2 separate regions of the Homo sapiens genome follow, and region 2 is linked to region 1. A link is an interaction called in ENCODE POLR2A ChIA-PET data of the cell type or tissue named here. Cell type or tissue: MCF 10A. All regions are shown on one strand.

Region 1 (2,500 bases):
AAAAAAGAAATATGTTTATCAGAATAACCTGCTAGAATTATAAAGAATTTAAGCAATTTTAAAAGCTTCTCGCTAAAACAATGATTGATTCTAAGGTCTCATATGTCCCCTTTATCAATATATCAAACTTTATTTTGAGATGGGGGCTCACTATGTTGCCCAGGCTGGCCTCAAACTCCTGGCCTCAAGTGATCCTTCCGCCTTAGTCTCTCCAAGTGCTAGGATTACAAGGCATGAGTCAACTGGCCAAATTTTCTTACAAATAGCTGAATGTATTCTATACACATACCAGGAATTTTCAGTTCTGTTGTAAAAGCCAGTTACCCCTTTTTCAAGAACAATTCTCAGTCTCCAGTCTCCCACCACATTGTAAGAAACTAACTCAACAGGAACACAGAGAAGCAACTCTCTCAGACTAAAGCCAAAATTGCTTACAGGTCTCAATCTATGAGGGATTTTTGCAATCCTTGAGTCATGGTTCTTTCATATGCCAATAAGTAATGGTTCCATAGGGCCCGTGTGGTGGCTCACACACGTGTAATCCTAGCACTTTGGAGGCCAAGGCAGGATGACTGTTTGAGCCCAGGAGTTTGAGAACAATCCTGGCAAAATAGTGAGACCTTGTCTCTACAAAAAATAACCAGCCAGGTGTGGTGGTACATGCCTGTTGTCCCAGCTACTCGGGAGGCAGAGGTGGAGGGATCACTTGAGGCTGCAAAGCTCAAGGTTATAGTGAGCAGAGATTGTACCACCATACTCCAGCCCGGTGACAGAGCGAGACACTGTCTCAAACAACCAAAAAAGTAACGGTCCATTAGCTTCAGACAAGATTATATGTTTCCTGCCAGTGGGCAATGTTTACCCCATTTAGCTCTTAGCTCACTGCCAAACCCAAATGACACATGAATTCATCCTCTGAAATAAGGGATGCCAACAGTGATTCAGTCCCAATGGGCAGCCACAGAGGCAGGGCATCCCGGACCTGCCCAGGCAAGCACCTGAGTGCTGCATTTGCTGGAGCAGGAACAAAAGTGTACCCTATGCAGCACTAGTTCCTGCGACCAAGGGAACTCTGACAATTTCCTCTGGGTCCTTTCAACATCTCGCTTAGACAAATACTCCTCGCAAGGGTCTGCAAACTACTCCAGGTTCGTGGCAGCAATCTGGCAGCTTGTATCACCCAACCCACTTGGCCTGAGTGCAGTCAGTGTTCTTCCAGACCAGCCCAGAAAAAAATGAGATACGATTCTGAGAAAAGTCTTAAGACTACACCAGTCAGGCTGGGCGCGGTGGCTCACGCCTGTAATCCCAGCACTTTGGGAGGCCAAGGCAGGCAGATCACGAGGTCAGGAGATCGAGACCATCCTGGCTAACATGGTGAAACCCCGTCTCTACTAAAAATAAAAAAATTAGCCGGGCGTGGTGGCAGGTGCCTGTAGTCTCAGCTACTGGGGAGGCTGAGGCAGGAGAATCACTTGAACCTAGGAGGCGGAGCTTGCAGTGAGCCGAGATCGCACCACTGCACTCCAGCCTGGGCAAGAGAGCGAGACTCCATCTCAAAAAAAAAAAATTAATTAATTAAAAAAAAAAGACTGCACCAGTCACAGCACTATGTCCTAATAAAGAGACACCTGCCAATTATGCTTCAGAAGTCCTGAGTTAGCTCTCCAAAATAAGATCCAGAAAAATATTTTAAAATTTTTGTTACAGAAATCAAGTTCAATTGCATTCACAGTTCCAAAGCAAAGGTCACACTGATCTCTTCAGAATCACCCAGTTTGTGAGGAAAGCAGTGGATTCAGTCAATCAAGATCGCACGCATTTGAGGCCAGGCACGGAGGCTCACACCTATAATCTCAGCAGTTTGGGAAGCTGAGGCGGGAGGATTGCTAGAGCTCAGAAGTTTGAGACCAGCCTGGGCAACACAGTGAGACCCTGTCTTCACAAAAAATGTTTTAAAAATTAGCCAGGCTTGGTGGCATGCGCCTGTAGTCCTAGCTACTCAGAAGGCTGAGGCAGGAGGATCACTTTAGCCCAGAAGGTTGAGGTTACTGTGAGCTATGAGATTGTGCCACTGCACTCTAGCCTGGGTGACAGAGTGAGACCCTGTCTCTAAAAAAAGTAAAAATAAGATTGCATTTCAGGACCAGCAGTGAAGGTCAACAAGGTACTTCCAGTTTTAACATCTTACTCTTCTCTCGCTCATTACAAGGAGCTTAAGTTATTTTCCAAAGTAAAAACGGTCTTTGAGCGTGAGATAAATCATCCTAGGGGTCCTGTCCCTTACCTTTCCCAGGCCTCACCTGCCCCAGTCCTGCTGTTCATGTTCATTAGTTTAGTTTTTTTTTTGAGACGGAGTCTCACTCTGTCGCCCAGGCTGGAGTGCAGTGGCGGGATCTCGGCTCACTGCAAGCTCTGCCTCCCGGGTTCACGCCATTCTCTTGCCTCAGCCTTCCGAGCAGCTGGGACTACAGGTGGCCACCACCACGCCCGGCTAATT
Region 2 (2,500 bases), 54 kb after region 1:
TATTTCTATTGAATAGTGCTGGTCTTAGAAGTAAACTTAGGAGAACATATTATTGATTTTGCAAAGATTTCCTAAAATACAGCAGCAAAAGTACACAACTACAAAGAAGAAAAGATGATAAACTGGACTTGTCAAAATTAAAACCATTTTCTCTTCAAAAGATACCATTAAGAAAATGAAGGCCAGGTGCGGAGGTGCACACCTATAATCCCAGCACTTAGAAGGCCAAGGCGGGCAGATGGCTTGAGCTCAGGAGTTCGAGACCAGGCTGGGCAATATAGCAAGACCCTGACTGTAATTTTTTTAAAAAAGGCTGTAAATACTATTTATTGGTGAGAATGCAGAGAAACTGGAATTTTCATACATGGCTGGTAGGAATACAAGACAGTACAGCCATTTTAAGAAACAGTTTGTTATGAAGTTAAAATATAATTTAGCAATTGCACTCTTAAGTATTTACTAAGGAGGCCAGCCTGGCCAACATGGTGAAATCCCATTTCTACTAAAAAAACACACACATGCACAAAATTAGCTGGGCAGAGTGACACGTGCCTCTGGTCCCAGCTACTCGGGAGGCTGAGGCACAAGAATCGCTTGAACCTGGGAGGCAGAGGTTGCAGTGAGCTGAGATTATGCCACTGTACTCCAGCTTGGGCAACAGGGCAAGACTGTATCTCATTAAAAAGAAAAAGTAATGGGAGGCTGAGGCAAGAGAATAGCTTGAACCTGGGAGGTGGAGGTTATGGTGAGCTGAGATTGCGCCATTGCACTCCAGCCTGGGCAACAAGAGGAAAACTCCGTCTCAAAAAGAAAAAAAAATTACATTTGTACAATGAAATATTATTAGCAATAAAAAGGAACGATCTACTGATACATACAACACGAATAAATCTCAAAAATATTATGCTAAGAGAAAGAAGCCAGACACAGAGACTATACATTACATGATTTCATTTATACTAAATTGTAGAAAGGAATTTCTACAGTGACAGAAAACATCAATGGTTTCCAGGAATGTGAGTGTGGGGGAGGGTACTGACTGCAAATACAAAACAAGGAACTGTATGGGTGATGGAAATACCACTTGGGGATGGTTACAAAACTCTTCCGATTTGTACACTTAAACTTAGTAATTTTATTGTATGTAAAATACACTGTAACAAAGCTGATCAAAACAAATGAAACAACATAAAATGTAGTTTCTGATTCAGCAGGTCTGGTGGGGGGCTCCAGAACTTGCATTCCTAACAATTCTAACATCCTCAGATGATGCTGATTGCTGCTGGTCCTGGGACCTCACTTTGAGAAGCCTTGGTCCAGTGAGAGACATTGACAAAAGGGACCTACAATAAGCCCCTTTTAATATCATCTTAATTAATGTCCATTCTGTACCACTACCTATCTACCTTGAAGATAGATAGCACTCTATCTTCAAGAGCACAGACCATGAAGAAAACACTATTGACTTCTCACATCTCCTGACATACTTCCTGAAAACCCAGTATGAGACAGGCCTAGAACCTTCAGGATGACTTGAAGGTCCTTTGAATGTTACTTAAAGCACCTTAGGTTCAGAAGCAAATGTGGCCAGTTAACATCTCCCATTTCTGAATCTCAGCACTACATTCTTACCATACCAGGATACCTGCTCTGAAACACAGCTCACACCACTGGCCTTTGCTAATATTGTTTTCTTGCTCTGAAGGACCTTTCCCTGATCCCAAACATTGAAATTGCACTTGTTTTTTAAGCCCATCTCAAATGGCATTTCCTCAATGAAACCATATGTATTACTTCCATTTCTATGTTCTCACTGTCGTTCATACTCTCCTTCATTATAGTGCTTATCATATCTGGTCCTACCTATCTTAATAAATGTTTATAGAATATTCCAATTTCTAATTAAAAGAATTATTAATAGTAACGGCTCCTAGAAAACAAATACATTTAGAGATGTGACTCAGAGTAGACATCATATTTTTGTTAGTCCTTTATCTCTTCCAAGGGAGCTTTTTTCTCCCCTTTTATGGTAAGTCTGATTAGTCCTTGTGTTCTAGTGGGGCCAACTCCACCCACAGGACCCACACCTGACCAATCTGAGCCTTTCCTCCTCGTAGTCTCAGTACTGGGTTCTAGGATAAGCATATCACCCAACCTAGACCAACCATGTATCTTCTCCGTGCTCTTGAGCCAGAACCATAGGCAGATAAGCTTATACCTGGAAAAGTCCAATACTATTTATGTTTAATTAAAAATACAAACACAGCGGACAAAGAAAATTATCAGACAGTACTCATTACAATGATCTAGCCCACTGTTTAGTAATCTTTACATCTTACAAATTTGGTTAATCACTGAAGACTGTGAACTCTGATTTGTGTTAGATTAGCCAAAAGGATGCCTTTGTGTCAAATATAGAAAGTTAGAGGACAGAACTCTTTAACCTTCCCCAGGTTCTAATAGCAATGGATGAAACTTACTTAAGGTCAAAAGAAAATGA

The links. Peaks named below come from ENCODE experiments on the same cell type or tissue, not always from the same donor. Only the 100,000 strongest peaks of a DNase experiment are listed, where the experiment ranks them.
Region 2: POLR2A ChIA-PET joins it to region 1 with 5 read pairs; 10 of 35 experiments call an interaction of 5 or more read pairs at or near these places.

The regions. Positions count from the first base shown.
Region 1 is chr3:48,708,279-48,710,778 of GRCh38, forward strand. All of the region lies in intron 1 of IP6K2 (inositol hexakisphosphate kinase 2), which reads right to left. Among named protein-coding and RNA genes, the nearest start is that of IP6K2, 7.7 kb to the right of the region's middle. In MCF 10A, no CTCF peak of the experiment used is centred here; DNase peaks (open chromatin) are centred at 503 and 953.
Region 2 is chr3:48,761,958-48,764,457 of GRCh38, forward strand. All of the region lies in intron 8 of PRKAR2A (protein kinase cAMP-dependent type II regulatory subunit alpha), which reads right to left. Among named protein-coding and RNA genes, the nearest start is that of IP6K2, 46 kb to the left of the region's middle. RefSeq lists a silencer at 1,966-2,166. In MCF 10A, no CTCF peak of the experiment used is centred here; no DNase peak of the experiment used is centred here.